Linked DNA regions of Homo sapiens: region 2 is linked to region 1. A link is a loop called in an ENCODE intact Hi-C map of the cell type or tissue named here. Cell type or tissue: HepG2. All regions are shown on one strand. Each heading gives the region's core, and the rest is flanking DNA. Links, peaks and the distances in the headings are about the cores only.

Region 1 (9,538 bases), core at 2,977-5,476:
AGAAAGACATCTGTGTCAGGCAGCCCGCATGAGAGATGACTCTGCTATGCGACTGCATGTCCACAGTCACCTTGGGAACCGTGGCCGAAGTGAACCCGATGTCAGCCCAGCACAGGTTGGAGAGGAAGAAGTACATGGGGGTATGGAGGGGGGAGTCAGAGCTGACAGCCAGGATGCTGAGCAGGTTCCTCAGAACCATGACCAGATACAAGGACAGGGACAGGGACAGGGACAGCAAAGCGAGGACAGGCTGCAGTTCTGGATCCTCTGAGAGTCCCAGGAGGAGGAATTCTCAGACACCTGTGAGATTCCGTGGCTCTGTGTGTCTTGGACACCTTGAGAAGGAAAGAGGATTGGAAAATAAAAGGTAAAAACCAGCCCTTAATGTTGGATGCAAGCAATTCACAAGGAACATCTTTACACTTGCAGACCATACACCACCAGCAATGTTTCTCAGTTGTGACAATTCCAAAAATCTCAGAATTTTTACGTGATTTACTTTTTAGCTATACGAGGCTTTCTGTACATACTACTTTAGAGAAAATCCACTGAAGAATATCAGAAGACCAAAACGTCGTATATAACAAATCCGTGATCTCCGTAAAATACGGCCTACTCTTTTCAGAAAAAACACAATGCAATGAAAATATCCTTCTCTCTTTCAGAAAAAGATCTCAGTCTAATTGAAAGAAATTAAGAAGCCGTGAAATACACTCTACTTTATTCTGACACCGTGCTACAACTTCCATTGATGTAGAATATGTAAAAGGACGACACGAGAGCTACGACCCCATTATCTGAAAACGAAATCGAACCTTATAGTTCTCAATGGGAACACCTTTTCACATACCTGTTACTTTTCATATTTATTATCATCCTTCGGTTTTCTGACATCACTTCTTCATAAAAGTACATGCACACTTAAAAATGGGAGCTGTGTTTCCAAATGAATTGAATCTCTAACTCTTGGCCCAGCACCATGGCTCACAACTGTAATCCCAGCACTTTGGGTGGCCGAGTCTGATGGATCACCTGAGATCACGAGTTCCAGACCAGCCTGGCCAACGTGGTGAAACCCCGTTTCGAGTGAAAATAAAAAAAATTTAGCCAGGCGTGGTGGCGGGTAACCCCAGCTACTCGGGAGGCTGAAGCAGGAGAATCCCTTAGAACATGGAAGGCAGAGATTGGACAACATGTGATAGGATTTTTGATATCCTAGGGAGATATTGCTCCTGACAGTAGAGTGGGCGTACACCCTGTGATATTATTTGTAATATCCTAGAAAGATATTGCTCCTAATATCACGGTGGCTCTACACCCTGTGATATTAATTGTAATATCCTACAGAGATATTACTCCTAATAATACAGTGGACGTACAACCTGTGATATTATTCATAATATATTACAGAGATACGACTCCTGATATCACAGTGAGTGTACACCATGTTTGTACACCCTGTGATCTTATTTGTAACAACTTTGAAAAATATTACAGCTAATATCAAAGTGGGTGTACACCCTGCGATGTTATTTGTTATCTACTAGGTAGATATTACTCCTAATATCACAGTGAGTGTACACCATGTGTGTACAGACTGTGAAATTATTTGTAATACCCTAGGAAGATATTACTCCTCATATCACAGTGGGTGTACACTGTGAGTGATTTTTTTTCTATTATCCAGCGGGGGAGAGGATGATATTGCTTCCCATATCACAGAAGGTGTACACCCCCCTGTGATATTGTTCCTAATATCCAGGGAAGGAGAGGATGACATTATTCGTAATATCACTGGGGGTGTACCACCTCCCGCCGGGATATTGTTCTTAATATCCGGAGGTGGAGAGAATGATGTTACTCCCAATATAACAGGGGGTGTACACCACCCCTGTTTGTAAACGCCCCCTGTGATATTGTTCCAAATGGCCTGTGAAAGAGTAAACATGACTCCCATTATCGCGGGGGGTGTTCAGCCCTGATGATATTGTTTTCTAACATCCAGGGAAGGAGAGTATGTTATTACTCTCAATATCACAGGGGTTGTACAACCTTTTGTGTTTTTGTGCCCAATATCCGGGAAAATAGAGGATGATATTACTCCCAATATCGAAGTAATTGTACAGTACCCCTGTGATATTCTTCCTAATATCCAGAAAGGAAAAGAATGATGTTACTCCCAACAGCGTAGGAAACGTATACCCGCGCTGTGCTATCTTTCCCAGTATCCAGGTGGGGAGAGGATCATATTACTTCCAATGTCGCAGGGTGTGTACACCCCCTCTGTGATCTCGTTGCTAACATCCAGGTTTGGGGAGGATGACATTACTGCCAATATCGCAGGGGAAGCACACTCCCCCGTGACCTTGTTAGTCATTTCCTGGGTGGAGAGGATGATCTTACTCCCAATATCGCAGGGGGTGTACACACCCTTGTGAAAATCTTCCTATATTCAGAGGGAGAGAGGATGATATTACTCCCAGTACCGCAGGGGGTTTCCACAGCTCTGTGATACTCTTCCTAATATCCACAGGGAGAGAGGATGATATGACTCCCAATATCGCAGGGGGTGTACGCAACTCTGTGATATTGTTCCTAACATCCAGAGTGAAAGAGGATGATATGACTCTCAATATCGCAGAGGGTGTACACCCCTCCTGTAATATTGTTCTGAATACCCTGGGAGGGAGGGGATAAGGTTACGTTGAATAACGCAGGGAATGTACACACTCCCCCTCTGATACCCTTCCTAATGTCCAGGGGAAGAGAGGAAAACTTCACTCCCAATATCACAGAGGCAGTACACCCCACCTGTGATGTTGTTCCCAATATGCAAGGGGGGACAGGATGATACTACTCTCAATATCACAGGGCTGTTCACATCCCCAGTGACATTTTTTCCTAATATCTAGGGGACAGACAATTCTATGACCGCAAAGGTTGCAGAGTCTGTACATCCCTTCCTGATATTGTTCCTAATATCCAGGGGGGAAGAGGATGATATCAAATATGAAAGGGGGTGTACATCCCCCACCCCTACGATGTTGTTCTTAATAATCATGAGGGGAGACGATGATATTACTCCAAATATCGCAGGGATTGTTCACAACCCCCTGTGATATTGTTTCTGATATCCAGGGGGGGGAGAAAATCATATTACTGCCAATATTGTAGGTGGTGTATACCCCACCTGAAATATGGCACCGAATATCCAAAGAGGGAGAGGATGGTATTCATACCAATATCGAAGTGTGTGTACACGCCCCTTGTGATATGGTTTTTAATATCCAGTGGGCGGGAGGATGATATTAGTCCCAACATCCCAGAGGCTGTACACTACCCCTGTGATATTGTCCCTAACTTCCAGAGGGGAGAGGGTGGTATCACTCCCAGTATCTCAGAAGTTGTACATCCCCCGTGATATTGTTCGTCATATCCAGGCAGGCGCAGGATGACATTCCATTGAATTTCGCGACAGGCGTACACGCACAGTGTGATATTGTTCCTAATATCCAAGAAGGGAGAGGATGATATTACTCCCAATAAAGCAGTGGGTGTACATCACCCCTGTGTTATTGTCTCTAATGTCCGGGGCCGGGGGAGGGGGGCAGAGGATAATATTCCCTCAAATTTAGCAGGTGGTTTGACGCCCCTTGTGGTGTTGTTTTACATATCCAGCGGGAAAGACAATAGTACTGTTTTTGAAAGTCCGATTCATCCGCTCCACCTTTCCGGAACTCTGAGGCCGGTAGGCGGCATGCAGTTTCCATGTGATCCCCAATACCTTTGCCGTCTTCTGTACCAAGGCAGCCAAAAACACAGGCCCGTTGTCTGAGCCGATCCGTAAGGGCGGTCGAAATCTAGGAATCACATCTCGAAGAAGCACAGGGGTTACTTCATGAGCTTTCTCAGTTCATGTTGGATAGGCCTCCACCCACCCAGAGCAGGTACGCCCAAGAACTAGTACATACTTGTTACCTCCACACTTGGGCGTCTCTGTGAAGTCCACCTGGAGACCTTCAAAGGGGGCTGCTCCATAAGCTCGTATGCCGGGCGGAACGGCTGCACCTTGCCCCGCATCATGCTGTCGGCAGGTAACACACCGCTGCCTCACAGTTTTGGCAAGGGCTGACAAAGGCGAGATGTAGAAATACCGGCCTAACAACTTTTCCAGTGACTCCTGACCTCGATGGGTGGTTTCTTGCACAGCCAGTACAACTGCAGCTCCTAGCAGCTGTGGCACAGCTTCTCTCCCATGTGGTAACCGAATCCATCCTTCCTCCATCACTTGTCCTTCCCTCTACCTGGAGACAGTCCTTTTCTTCTTTAGAAGAAGCAGGTCCAAGATCAGGTGCTTGAGGGAGCACTGATGCCCAGAAGGGGGCAGATGCTGCTTTTCGAGCCTCTGAGTCAGCGCCGGAATTCCCCAAACCCAGCAAGGTGGAAGCTCGCTGGTGTCCTCTGCAATGCTTAACTGCCACCTTGTGGGGTCTCCATACTGCTTCTAATCATTGGAAGATTTCTTGTTGATATTTTCTGTCTTTTCCCCCAGAGTTCAATAGGCCCTTTTCTTTCTATCACGCTACATGCACTTGAAGGGTTAAAAAGACATACCGAGAATCAGTGTAAATGTTGACAGTCTCACCCTCACTGAGTTCTAAGGCCCGAATGAAAGCAATGAGTTCAGCTTTCTGGGCTGAAGTGGCCTGGGGCAATGATCTGGCTTCAACAACAGTGCCCAGGGTTATCACTGCATACCCTGCACCTCTCTCTCCTTGGGGGTTGAAGAAGCTGCTCCCATCCACATATCGTTCCCAGTCTACTGATGCCCAAGGCTGGTCCCGGAAGTCAGGTCTGCTAGAGTCAATTGAGTCCAACACTTCTACACAATCAGGCTCGACAGGGCTCTCTGATACCTGCAGCAAGGTGGCGGGGTGTAGGGTGTTACAAACTTCAATGGTTATATGGGGACTTTCACAGAGCAAAGTTTCGTCCTTGGTGAGTCTGGCTTTCGTTAGCCAATGATGTCCTTTAGTGTTCATTAAAGTCACCACAGCACGGGAGGCCTTTATGTTCAAGTTTTGCCCAAGAGTCAGCTTATTTGCTTCTTGTACTGGCAGGGCAGTTGCTGCCAAGGCCTTCCAACAGGGGGGCCATCCTTTAGAAACCCCGTCTAGTTGTTGAGAGAGGTAGGCCACCGGCCTCGGCCAGGGACCCACAGTTTAGGATCAAAGTCCAGCTGCCATCTTTTCTCTCTCTGATGCATACAATGGAAAAGGCTTTGTCAGATCGGGTAGCCCCAGGGCTGGGGCAGCCAGAAGTTTTTCCTTTAACTCATGAAAGACTTGCTGTTGTTGGGATCCGCATTCCAAAAGTTCCCGGTCCCCGCCCCCTTGGTAACCTCATACAAAGGCTGGCTAATTCTGCAAACTTTGGGATCCACAGTCTACAAAAGCCCACAGCTCCTAAGAATTCTCTTACCTACCTTCTGCCCTTAGGCTCCGCTAGATGGCAAATGATCTGCTTTCTTTCTGATCCCAGGTTGCGTTCCGACCCCTGTCGGATAGTCAATCCCAAGTAACCTACCTGCTGTCGGCAGATCTGAGCTTTCTTCTTGGACACCTTTTACCCACAGTCCTCCAGGTGCCGGTGTAGGGCATCTATTCCCTTGGCACACCCGACTGCCGTGGGGTGTCCCAGCAGAAGGTCATCAACCTACTGGAGCAACACGCAGCCTAGGTCTCTGCTGGGAAACTTCTGGAGGTCTCGAGCCCACGCGTCCCCGAGGATGGTGGGGAAGTTCTTGAACTCATGGGGGAGACCGGTCCAAGTGTACTGAGTAGTGACACCTGACTCCGGATCTGCCCACTGAAAGGCAAACAGCTTCTGCCTCTCAGGGGCTAATCTGATAGCAAAGAAAACGTCTTTCAGGTCCAAGCAGGTGAACCAGCTGTCCTCAGCTGGCGGCAACCCCAACAATGTGGACGGGTTAGGTACTGTTGGATGGAAAGTCAGTGTAGCTTGATGAAGCAAGCGCAAATCCTGTACCAGCTGGTAGTCCTTGGTCCGTGGCTTGGGAACAGGCAGGAGGGGAGTGTTCCATGGAGACTGACAAGGAACAATCATTCCAAAAGTTCTTAGGTGCTTGAGACGGACCTGGATACCTTGAAGGGCTTCTCTGGGGACCGGCTCCTGTTTTTGCCTCACCGGCTGGGCCCCAGTATTAACTGGCAAATCCCGGAGGGTTGTCTTCTGCCCGTACTCTTGGCCACCGCTTAGCCAGTGCTGGTCTTCTCTCTTGGCTCGGCTCCGTTCAGAAAAGTCTCCATTCCTCCTCTTGGGGGACCATAAGGGTCATAATGACTCCCGTTCTGGGTAATCTTAGCAACGAAGAGCCATGCTCTGTCAAACAGATAGTGGTTCTCAGCTTGCTGAGCAAGTCCCTTCGCGAAAAGGTCAAGGGACAGTCAGGCATGTACCAAAACTGATGAATGACTTTATGTCCTCCTACAGTACAAGTCCGAGGCGAGCAGAAAGCTTGCTTTGCGGAAACCCCCGTGGCTCCGATGACGTCAACAGTCTTTTTGGATAAGGGGGCGACCGGGGCAGTTACTAGCGAATGTTCAGCACCGCTATCTACAAGAAAGTCAATGTCTCCACCCCCGATTGTCATTCTGACCAGAGGCTCTTTGGGGACGCTTGAGCCCGGTCTCCCTCAGTCCAATAACCCTTCTGCCAGGTTGAGCAGGGCCCCTTCCTCCTTTTCCGGGGCCTCCTGCTCTGAGTCACCTTGTTTTCTTTTGAGCTCAGGGCATTTTTTCTTCCACTGTCCTATTTCTTTACAATGAGCACACTGGTTACGCTGCAAACTCTGACAGCCAAGCTGAGTTTCTTTCCCAGGGCCCCCCTTCCCTTGCCTCTTTGCGGGGGCCCCTCTGATTGCTGCAGCTGACAAACAGGTAGGCGTGTCGCCGGGCCTGACCTCCATTCTCTTTGCCGTTTTCCTTACGGCTTACTGCATCCCTGTTTACAAACACCTGGCTAGATATTTCTAGTAATTGGGATGGATTCATCCCTTCAAGCCCAGCCTGTTTGTCTAGTTTTCTTTTCATGTCTTCTGCACTTTGACGGACTAAAGCCATGTGAATCACGCGCTGATTTCAGGGCTATCGGGATCAAAGGGAGTATACCTACGATAGGCCTCCCACAGTCTCTCGTAGAATTGTGCTGGACTTTCTTCTTTTCCCTGAATGACCTCAGAGAGCTTGTTAACGTTTGTGGCCTTCTGAGCTCCCCTCATTAATCCTTCCAAGAGAGCTTCCTTGTGTCGGTTTAGCCTTTGCATATCCTCTCTTCCATGTGGGTCCAACTGGGGGTCGGTTCCTGGCAACTGGGTCCTTCCATACTCTTGGGGATTTTGATAATCAGCTGGTGCATGTTCCTCTAGCCACTTAGTTGCTGCTTGGAGGACTCTCCGCCTTTCTTCGCTGTTAAAGAGGAACATGAGCAACTGGTGCCAATCAGCCCAGGTGTGGTTTTGGGTCTGGATAACAGCTTGGAGCAAATCAATTAGGGCTTGTGGCTTTTGGGTAGAGGGCGGTGTATTGTTTTTCCAGTTGAGAAGGTCGACGCAGGTGAAGGGCTGGTACCCAAAAACACGCCTCTCCACCACGTGACCATCCTCATCTATCCCAGTCTACCGCTGCTCTCTCAGGGGCATTTGTGTCCCCGTTTAGGGTCCTAAACGAGCTGCCGAGGGAGGGGTGCAATGAAGCAATGCGACTTACCGCAATTAATAATCTCAATTATTAATTGACACTGATAATTATCAATATTAAAAACCCATAATATAATTTTTAAAATCAATACCGATAATAATCATAACTAATATTAAATAGTTATACTAACGATAACAATACATGATTAATATTAATGATTAATGACGCCTGCTACTAATAACTGATATTGATCTTATTCATTAGAAAACGGTAATATTAGCTCCTAATAATTGATATTAATATTAATAATCTGAAAACATTTTATTAGCAATTATTTCTTAATATTAATATTAATATCGGTCATTCATATTCATGTTAATAATAAATGAGGAATAATTCATACTAATATTACGCCCTAATACCTCAGTGGGTGTACACCCACCTGCGATATTGCTCCTAATGTCCAGAGAGGGAGAGAGCATGATATTACGTTCAAAATCGCAGTAGGTGTACACCCAGCCGGTGATATTGATCTGAATATAATCTGCGGGGGTGGAGTATGACGTTACATTCAATATAGCACTGTGTGTGCATCCACCAGGTGACTTTGCTCCTAATATTCACGGAAGAAGAGAATGCTATTACTCCCAACATCGCAGGAAGTGTACACCCCCGTGTGAGATGGTCCTTAAAAATATTCCAAGGTAGAGGGGGTGATATGACTACATATATGGCAAAGAGTGGACACCCCCAAGGATATTGTTCGCATGATCCCGGAGGGAAGAGGATAATATTACTTTCAATATCACAGAAGGTGGACAAGCCCCCAATGATATTGTTTCTAATTTCAACGTGGGAGAGGAGGACATGACACCCGATATCCAAGGGAGTAGAAACACCCCTGTGATACTGTTCCAAATATTCAGGGAGGAAGAGGATGATATGACTCCCAATGCACACGAGTGTACAACTTCTGTACACCCTCGGTGTACACAGGTCTGTGAAACAGTTCATAATGTGCAGAGGGGAAGATGATATTACTCACAATATGATAAACAGGCTGTGAGTCCACCGCGGATCCTAAGAGCCAGGGGGGCAAGAGGGGCTGGCTCTTTACTCCCCGCATCGCGGGGGGCGCCTCGCCCCCCTGCGATGGGGGTCGTCATACCCCGGAGTCGAGAGGGTGGTGATATGACTCCTCGTATCGCGGAGTGCGCCCGCCCCCCTGCAATGTGGATCGTCATATCCAGGGTGGGAGATTGGGGTGATATTACTCCCCGCAAGGAGGGGGGCGTCGGCCCCCCTGCGATGTGGTTCGTCATATCCGGTGGGGAGTGGGGGTTGATATTACTCCCCTTATGTGGGCGGGCGCCCGCCCCTCGGCGATGTGGATCTTCATATCCAGGGTTGGAGTGGGGGATGATTTTACTCCCCGAATCGCGTGGGCTCCCGCCCCCATGAGTCGTGGATCGTAATATCCACGGGGGATGGGCGGGTGATATTACTCCCCGCATCGCTGGTCGCCCGCGCCCCTGCGATGTGGCTCGGAATATCTAGGCGGAGAGTGGGGTGCGATATTACTCCCCGCATCTCGGTGGCCCACCGCCCTCCTGCGATGTGGATCGTAATATCCAGCGGGGAGAGCGGGGTGATATTACTCCCTGATTTTTCCTGGGATCCTTTCTATGCTGCCACCCTCGGTTCACTCCCTGGGACATTATCTTCCATATTCTAGCAAGATGCGGCTGATAAAGTCGCAGGGGTATACACCCTTCAATATTATTCGTAATTTTGTAGGGGAATGTTAGACCTGATGTCAC
Region 2 (9,538 bases), core at 2,886-5,385, 93 kb after region 1:
TTTAGACTTCCTGGAAACTCTATATACAATGTACTTAAGCCTGGTGTGGTGGCTCATGCCTGTAATCCTAGCACTTTGGGATGCTGAGGCAGGGGGATCGCTTGAGGTCAGGAGTTCGAGACCAGCCCGGCCAACATAGCAAAACCCTGTCTCTACTAAAAATACAAAAATTAGCTGGGCTTGGTGGTGCGTGCCTGTAATCCCAGCTGCTCAGGAGTCTGTGGCACAAGAATTGCTTGAACCTGGGAGGCGGAGGTTGCAGTGAGCTGAAATAGCACCACTGCACTCTAGCCTGGGCGACAAAGTGAGACTCTGTCTCAAAAACAAAAACAAAAAACCAAATGTACTTAAGTAGTTTAAGCCTTGTCCTGAGTTAGCTCTGATAACTGGGACCTCCCTAACCCCGCAAGACCCTCAGGCTGGCCCAGGGTTCAGCCAGTGGCTGAAATAGACAAGGAAGTCCAGTCTACTCCAGAGCCTGAGTGTTCCCAGGATCTTTATCCTTTTCCCTTTCTAACCTCTTAGTTTATACTCTACAAAGAGCTTTGTGATTAGTTTCCTTTATAGATTTTTAAACTAAACTGTGTCTTACCTTGCCTTATTTTTTAAAACTCAGGATAAGCAGGAATTGTCAGTAGGCTGGCTGTCAAACAGGGGAAGTTCAAGGACATATGCTGGCCACCCCCTGCCCCCCATACTTCTTCTCTGATGCCAGAGCTCCCTTTGGATCCAAAGGCCTAGGAGAGAAAGTGGATAGCCCCACTGTAACCTCAGTACCCTGCGGGCTCAGCGGAGTGGCAGGGTCAAGTTTCCTTCCAGCCCCAAAGACAGGCAGTACTGTGGCAGGCCAGGTTTCCCTAATGGCTAAACAGGCAGGCCTCCATAACAACCGTTTCAGCACTGACTGAGTGGTTAACGTTAAATACTAAAAGCAGAAAGAGCAAGTGCCCTCATACGAAGACTCCAAGGTAACAAAAGCCCACCAAGAGTTTTGCCCAGGCCCTTCCTGGGGCTTGAGGCATGACAAGATAATGAAGGAATTCTTAACAGGACCCATTTAGGATTAAACAAGTTTTATTGGGGTCTGAAGGAACTCCCCAACCCTCCATGATTTAGCAGGAAATAAGATAAGGGTAATCACTGCAGCACCTGGACCCATCCAGATTAAGTAAATTTACTGAGGCTCCAGAGGAAGGTCTTCAGATCTCAGCCCTTAGTTATATATTAGAAGAAGTTCATCACTTAAGGTTTTAGATGAACGCACACTTACATGCAGACATATAACTTAGCAGGCATATAAGCTCTGGAAAACTCTGTAATTTTGAGTTGGCTTCGCAATAATTTGCAGTCCTTCTCCTTGCACCCAGCTACAGAAATCAAATCTCTTCTCTCCCAGTTTATCTGCATCTCGTTATTGAGCTGAGAGAGTAAGCAGCCGGGCTCTCAGCTTGGTCCACGAACAGTAGCACAACCAGAACAGTTGTTTTGTGAAGAGCACAATCACCTGTAAGTTGGAGATCAGGGTCTTCAGCCTAAATAACCTTGAACGTGGCCCATCCTCCTACCCAGTTCCCACAGGGGACTGAGAAGCACGGGGCATGGAACAAGGGGTGCCTTGTCTTCTGAGTGTCTTCCTAAGAAACTCTTGGCTGCTTTATACATAATGCCATGGTTAAGAACATGGCTCTGGAGCCAGACTGCCTTGATTGGAATCTCAACTCCATCTCTTAAGAGCTGTGTGACCAGGCTGGGCGCAGTGGCTCACACCTGTAATCCCAGCACTTTGGGAGGCCAAGGCAGGTGGATCACCTAAGGTTGGGAGTTTGAGACCAGCCTGACCAACATGGAGAAACCCGTCTCTACTGAAAATACAAAATTAGCTGGGCATAGTGGCACATGCCTGTAATCCCAGCTACTCGGGAGGCTGAGGCAGGAGAATCGCTTGAACCCTGGAGGTAGAGGTTGCAGTGAGCCGAGATCATGCCACTACACTCCAGCCTGGGCAACAGAGCAAGACTATCTCAAAAAAAAAAAAAAAAAAAAGGTACTTGCAATAAAGCAAGACATAAGAAATACTTTTAGTTTATGGTTTAGCAAAGAACACAAATTCTTTTTATACACTCAGCTTTGTAAGTAGTATAGAAAAAATAAAAACTAGAAAGATGTATACTAAAGATATGTAAACAGTAATTGCCTCTGATTACTGGCAAGTTATGTAGTTTTAAAATATTTTTGTACTCTCCAAATCTTCTATAATGTGCATGGATTGTGTTTATAATAAGAACAAAATTGAAATGCTACATGAGTGGCTGAGCTGCTTGAGGGCAAGGCTATGCAGAAGGGGTGTAGGACCTTCCTCTGTAGGTTTATAGGCCATCTCAGGTGTTCTGCTTGCTGTAAAGTCTCATATTATTTTCCAGTGACAGCAACTCGACTCCTTTTGAGGTGCCAAGCCTTAATTAGAATTCTAAGCCTTCTTGAAAACCCATATGAGGGCTGGGTGCAGTGGCTCACGTCTGTAATCCCAGCATTTTGGGAGGCTGAGGGAGGTGGCTCACTTAAGGTCAAGAGTTCGAGACCAGCCTGGCCAAAATGGTGAAACACCGTCTCTACTAAAAATACAAAAAATTAGCTGGGCACGGTGCCTCACACCTGTGATCCCAGCTACTCAGGAGACTGAGGCAGGAAAATAGTTTGAACCCAGGAGCAGAGGTTGCAGTGAGCCAAGATCCTGCCACTGCACTCCAGCCTGGGTGACAGAGCAAGACTCCGTCTCAAAAAAAAGAAAAAAGAAAAGAAAAAAAGATCTAATGAAAGTCCTGGACCCCTCTGCACAGAAGAGCTATGCCCTCACACAGTTTCCCATGCCATTTCAGGGGTCCCCGCTCTTTCTCCCTCCCTAGGTAGGGAACTCAGTTCTAGAGCAGGGGCCAGCATCATTCTCTCTGTCTAGCCTGTCTGGTTCTGGCACCTCAGTGCAATACATTCCTGCCTTAAGGGGCTGTTCTGATGCACCTTCCTGCAGGAGGCCTTTCCCATCCCAGCCATGATGAGCTGGAGTACAAACAACATTGGCCTTGGCCAGGATACTCAGGTTTGACTTCCAGCTTTGAGACACACTGCCCTGGGACTCGATGCAACAAACAAAGCTCCTCTAAGATGCAGCTTCGGCCACAAAAAGAGAATATCAGCCTCTTTTTGTGCTAGGGTTAAGGATGATTAAGAATATAATTTTCTTTTTGAGACAGTCTCGCTCTGTTGTCCAAGCTAGAGTACAGCGGCACAATCACGGCTCACTGCAACCTCCACCTCCTGGTTCAAGCGATCCTCCCACCTCAGCCTCCCAAGTAGCTAGGATTACAGGCATGCACCACCACGCCTGGCTAATTTTTTTGTATTTTTAATAAAGATAGGGTTTTGCCATGTTGGCCAAGCTGGTCTTGAACTCCTGAACTCAAGTGACCTGCCTACCTCTGCTTCCCAAAGTGCTGGGATTACAGGCGTGAGCCACGATGCCCGGCCAAGAATGTAAAATATTCTTGATTTGATCCTATGGAGTCTGCCCTCCCAGAGTTCATCTCACAGCTCATACTAATTAACAAACCTACTTACTGAACACCTCCGACAGGCCAGGCCTTTGCCAGGCAGATGGGCATGCACAAGGCAGCGTGCTTGAAGGCGCTCATAGCCTGGTGGGAGATGAACAGGGCAACGGTGACCACAGGGGACTTGCTGCAAATAAGGTGCAGCAGTTGCTCTGGGAACACAGGAGGTAGCACAGACGGGAAGGTACGGAACGGAAAAAGCCATCCCTGAGATGAGATGGGATCGGGTCTGCGATTGTTGGCTGCAGAGGGGCAGGGAAAGCTGCTCCCAGCGGTGTGGACAGAACTTACTAGAGCTCAACATAAAGGCTATGTGGGGTTGCATAAATACTCACAAATCAATAAATAAACAATCAATCAATAATCACCTTGGCAGCACCCACGGGGCCTCACGGACTGCTGGTGGGTGGCGTGAGCCTGGTCTGAGTCTATTAAGTACATCCTTGTTGGATGGTTAACGAGCGAGCAGACTTTAGGGGGATCAGAAAGTTATCATAGGTGAGATGCAGCTTTAAATATAGAGCCATGGACATTGAATTCCAAAGCATTCTTGTTACCAGTGGAGGGTGCCCAAGTTCTTGGCATTTTGAACAAAAAATTGGACAAAATGCACAAACAAAGCAAGGAAACAATGAAGCAACAAAAGCCGAGATTTACTGAAAGCGAAAGTACATTCCACAGGGTGGGAGCAGGCCGAGCACAGGGACTCAAGATCCCTGTTACAGAATTTTCTGTGCTTAAACGCCCTCCAGAGGCTTCCCATTGGTTACTTGGTGTGCATCCTATGTAAATGAAGTAGCGGCCTGCAATCAGAGGCTGAAGTTACAAAGTTACACTTCTATGCAAATAAAGACTTGGCTCACGATCAGTCTGACTGGTTGGGGAAAGCAACCAATCAGAGGCTGAAATGAAGTTACAAAGGTACATTCCTGTGCAAATGTCTGATTGGTTGCAGAAAGCAACCAGTCAGAGATACTTTCAATTTTCCATCTGCCACACAGAAAGTGGGGAGGAGGTTGCAAAGGGAGTAGCCTCCGGTCCTTTTATTACATAGGTGTGGAAAGTTGGGGTTTTGATTTAGTTCTACAAAGTCAGTGTGAATCGGCCTTAGGTTCCCTGCCTCCAGACCCTATTCTCCTGCCTCATCCTGAGAGAAAGGCATCACAGTTTTGCAGTATCCTGTTGCAGAGCTGGGCTTGCTGCCTTTGGCAGGAACTGCAGCCAATGCTGAGCTGATTTCTCCTGAGCGAGGGGTCCTCGGCATCCTGGTTGAATGTTTTGTGCATTATCTCCCGGTCACCCGAGCTTGGGATTCTGCAAGACAAACTGCCTTAAGGCTACTACAGCCCCTCCCTGGACTCTCTCCTGTTCAACTTTTGACACTAGGCTCCCTCACCCCACCTTTGGCGTAGAAGTTACGCCAGCATCACTCACACTGGGTACATCCTGGGTGCATCCTTCCGTGCTGACTAGGCGGGCTGCTGTGTAAATTACCTTTCACATTTCAGCCCCGCTGAAGACAGCCTCCGAGGGTGGCTCTCACCTCACCTGACTTTACTTTCTGCAATGAACATGGTCATCCCACATAGGGGGTTGGCAAGGTCTTCTTGAGCAATTCTTTCCCATTGAGCAACCCAATTAAGAAGATAAAAAATTCTCACACTCAAGGAACTGCAGGGTTCTTAGGTCACACAAATGTGGGCTGGGGGAAGAGGTTAGTCTTTTTTTGCCAGTTGTTAAAATCATCAGTACCCTAGACTTGAAAAGATACATATTCTAGAGGAAGAAGTCTGTTTTTTAGCTTCATCATCTAGGAAAGAAATTTGTCCATTTAGGATAAACATCAGCTCTCCTAAATGCTTTGGTGAGGATGGAAACATATTGTAATTTTCAGATAAAATCAGGAGGCTATAGCCGAATTAGAAATTCCATTTGTTTTGCTACTCCAATGACAGTCTGCCAGTATACTTATTCTTGTGTAAATAAATAGAAGACTGGGGACCCTGAACTAGTCACCTTTCCTCTCATTTCCACTCAGTGAGCATCTTGGCAGAACACTAGTACCAATATGATCCCCGCACATGCCAGTGAGGTAATAAAGACAGAAGAGATTTCAATATGTCAGCCAGTTATTAGTTGTCATTTTTAAAAGTTACTTTCAGCTGGGCGTGGTAGCTCACATCTGTAATCCCAGCACTTTGGGAGGCTGAGGCAGGCAGATCACTTGAGGTCAGGAGTTCAAGACCAGCCTGGCCAACATGGTGAAACCCTGTCTCTACTAAAAATACAAAAATTAGCCGGCCGTGGTGGCAGGCACCTGTAATTCCAGCTACTAGGAGGCTAAGGCAGGAGAATTGCTTGAATCTGGGAGGTGGAGGTTGCAGTGAGTCAAGATCACGCCATTGCACTCCAGCCTGGGCAACAGAGCAAGACACCATCTCAAAAAAAAAAAAAGTTACCTTCCCCCAATATTGTTGACACGCAAATGCATTATTAGTAGATAATATCATGGGTCGATGTTAATACTTCTTAGCATACTGCTTTTCTGTGATGTTCCTCAACTCTTAATTCCTCGTTGCAAGTATTTTAAAAGCAAACAACAACAGAAAACCAAAGTACTAAGCTAAAAAGGAAACTTTCAGATCTTTCAGGAAATTTTAGAAAGAACATTTTGATCATTTTGGAGAGAGTTCAGTATAAACACATAAGTCACGCACAAGAATATTTGAGCCAGGCAAGGTGGCTCATGCCTGTAATCCCAGCACTTTGGGAGGCCAAGGCGGGTGGATCGCTTGAGCTCAGGAGTTGGAGATCAGCCTGGGCAACACAGCAAAACCAAATGTCTACAAAAGATACAAAAAAGGAAAGCCTGGCATGGTGGCTCACACCTGTAATCCAAGCACTTTGGGAGGCTGAGGCGGGCAGATCACCTGAGGTCAGGAGTTTGAGACCACCCTGACCAACATGGAGAAACTCCATCTCTACTAAAAATACAAAATTAATTGGGTGTGGTGGCACATGCCTGTAATCCCAGCTACTCAGGAGGCTGAGGCAGGAGAATCGGTTGAACCCAGAAGGTGGAGGTTGCGGTGAGCCAAGATTGCGCCATTGCACTCCAGCCTGGGCAACAAGAGTGAAACTCCATCTCAAAAAAAAAAAAAAAAAATAGCCAGGTGTGGTGGCAGGTGCCTGTGGTCCAAGCTACTTGGGAGGCTGAAGTGGCAGGATCACTTGAGCCCAGGAGGTCAAGGCTGCAGTGAGCTGAGATCATGCCATTGCACTCCAGCCTGGGTGACAGAGTGAGACCCTGTCTCAAAACAAACAAACTAAATGTTCCACCACAAGCTTATCCTTATTGGACTTCTACCACATGCCAAACATTGTTTTAAATGCTTTATACATATAACTCATTTAATGTATCTCTCCTGCATTTTTAGATAAAGAAACTGAGGCACGGAGAGGTTAACTATGTCACAGGCTAAGTAGAAGTGAGGCACACATTTGAACCCAGATGGCCCTGAAGTATGTATTACAACTTTACGCAGGATAACGTCTTGCCTGACTGAAATGGTTAAAGAAGTGAGCCACGTTCTATGAAATTTTGTGCATGTAAAAGATTACATTTTAGAGGCCGGGCGTGGTGGCTCACGCCTGAAATCCCAGCACTTTGGGTGTCCAAGGCGGGTGGATCACTTGAGGTCAGGAGTTGGAGACCAGTCTGGCCAACACAGCGAAACCCCATCTCCACTAAAAATAGAGAAAAATAGCCAGGAGTGGCGGCGCACGCCTATAATCCCAGCTATTTGGGAGGCTGAGATAGGAGAATCACTTGAACTTGGGAGGCGGAGGTTGCGGTGAGCTGAGATTGCACCACTGCACTCCAGCCTGGGTGACAGAGTGAGACTCCATCTCAAACAGCCTGGGTGACAGAATGAGACTCCATCTTAAAAAAAAAAAAAAAAAATTACAAAAATCAGCCGGGCGTGGTGGCGTGCACCTGTAACCCCAGCTACTGCGGAGGCTGAGACATGAGAATCGCTTACACCTGGGAGGTGGAGGTTGCAGTGAGCAGAGGTTGCAGTGAGCAGAGATCGCACCAACTGCGCCTCAACCTGGGCAACAGAATGAGACTCTGTCTCAAAAAAGAAAAATAAAATTACATTTTAGAATATTTAATAATGAGAAAATGCTCATATTACTGTTTTACGTGTAGGAATAAAACTATATACACAATAACATCATAGGTATGTGTGTAGATATATGCCACACACATACACACATGGAAAATAACATACTAGGACATACTAGGAATTACCCTAGCATGTAGCAGTGATTATCACCTGGGTGAAGGAATTATCATTGGATTATTATCAGTAATTATTACTTTATATTTGTTGTCTTTTCCAAAGTTTTCCACCCTTAACAATTTTTTTCACATACCTATAAAACAGTATTTTTAAATTGGAGCCTCACAGATCTCTTCTGCTCAGTATGACACTAAGAGAGGTCCTGGAGGTCCCAACGAGCGAAGGGGCGGGAGCGGGGGATCTCGACTCCCTCTCGGAGACGGAGAGGAGGAGGCCCGCTCCGTGCTCCCCGGCGCTCCTGCCTTGCCTGCTTTTCCGCTCACCCGGCCCCTGGGGTCCGGAAGGGTTGCCCTGGGAGCCCTGGCTCGCCGTCAGCAGGCACAGGTGCGGTCTACACTGCCATCTGGGGCGCTGGGGAAGGAGTGGGCGTGTCCCCCGGGTCACCGCCGACCGCTCCCAGGGGCGCCAAGCCCACCCGGAGCCCCACTTAAGCACTCCCCTCGCGGAGCGCCCCTCCCGCGTGGCCTCCCCGCGCCCCGGGTACCTGCAGGGCCATGGTGGCGGCTGCCGCGTTGTTGCTGCTGCTGTTGTCGTCCGGTGCTCTGCCCCCTCTCGCACCCACCGCTTCTTAAACGGCCGCGTCTCCTCCGGCCGCTGCCATTGGCCGCGCTCCCGGCCCGGCCGCCTCCCATTGGTCGCGGGCGCGGGGGCGAGGCTGGGCGGTGAGCGGTACTGCACGCCGGGTTCCCCAGGCTGCAAATGGAAAGGCGAAGACAGGAGAATTTAAATGAGTTTCTCTCCGCTCTTGGCTCTCTCTTCTATTCTTTCTCAAGCGGTTCTTTGCAGGAAACCCAGAGAGGTCTCCGTAGGGCACAGGCCTCCCCTGGAATGCCTTCGAAAGAAAGAAAGAAGGAGAGAGACAGAGAGAGAGAGAGAGAGAGAAAAAATATATATATATATAGAGAGAGAGATATATATTTATCTAGAGAGACCCGCCCCAACTCTCTTAAAATACATATGTAATTTTTTCAATTTAAAAAAATTTATACATGTAAATATGTATTGGCCGGGCGCGGTGCCTCACGCCTGTAATCCCAACACTTTGGGAGGCTGAGGCCGGCAGATCACCTGAGGTCGGGAGTTCGAGACCAGCCTGACCAACATGGAGAAACCCTGTCTCTACTAAAAATACAAAATTAGCCGGGTGTGGTGGCGCATACCTGTAATCCCAGTTACTCGGGAGGCTGAGGCAGGAGAATCGCTTGAACCCGGGAGGTGGAGGCTGTGGTGAGCCAAGATTGCACCATTGCACTCCAGCCTGGGCAACAAGTGTGAAACTCCGTCTCAAAAAAAAAAAAGAATAAGTAAATATGTATTTAAAATTTTATAAATTAAAAATTTATATATATAAATTTTTTTCAGAGGTTGGGGTCTTCCTAGGTATATATATATTATATATTTTTTCTCTAAAAATTATATATAAATTTATATATATTTAAAATGTTAAAAATTAAAAATTTTATAAATTAAAAGTGCAAATTAAAAAATATATATATATGTGTTTTTTTTTTTTTTAAGAGAGGTGGTGGGGGGGGCGTCTCACTAGGTTGCCCAGGCTGGTCTCGA

The links. Hi-C counts contacts between places; a loop is a spot of excess contacts. Peaks named below come from ENCODE experiments on the same cell type or tissue, not always from the same donor. Only the 100,000 strongest peaks of a DNase experiment are listed, where the experiment ranks them.
Region 2: a loop joins it to region 1, with 5 times the contacts of the local background. A loop is called at or near these places in 4 of 110 quality-filtered maps.

The regions. Positions count from the first base shown.
Region 1 is chr10:14,987,123-14,996,660 of GRCh38, forward strand. It overlaps a transcript of MEIG1 not described here and the pseudogene OR7E110P. Among named protein-coding and RNA genes, the nearest start is that of MEIG1, 33 kb to the left of the region's middle. RefSeq lists enhancers at 4,534-5,065, 5,066-5,596. In HepG2, for the core only: a CTCF peak has its summit at 4,453 (motif pointing left); a DNase peak (open chromatin) is centred at 4,459; H3K4me3 peaks cover 301 bases.
Region 2 is chr10:15,080,261-15,089,798 of GRCh38, forward strand. It overlaps ACBD7 (acyl-CoA binding domain containing 7), which reads right to left and starts at 8,516. Exons shown (of 4, transcript NM_001039844.3): 1 at 8,457-8,516. The coding sequence starts at 8,468. ACBD7-DCLRE1CP1 (ACBD7-DCLRE1CP1 readthrough) reads right to left here and starts at 8,516. Exons shown (of 8, transcript NR_144471.1): 1 at 8,457-8,516. RefSeq lists enhancers at 3,195-3,718, 3,719-4,241 and a silencer at 8,301-8,690. In HepG2, for the core only: no CTCF peak of the experiment used is centred there; a DNase peak (open chromatin) is centred at 4,441; H3K4me3 peaks cover 1,967 bases.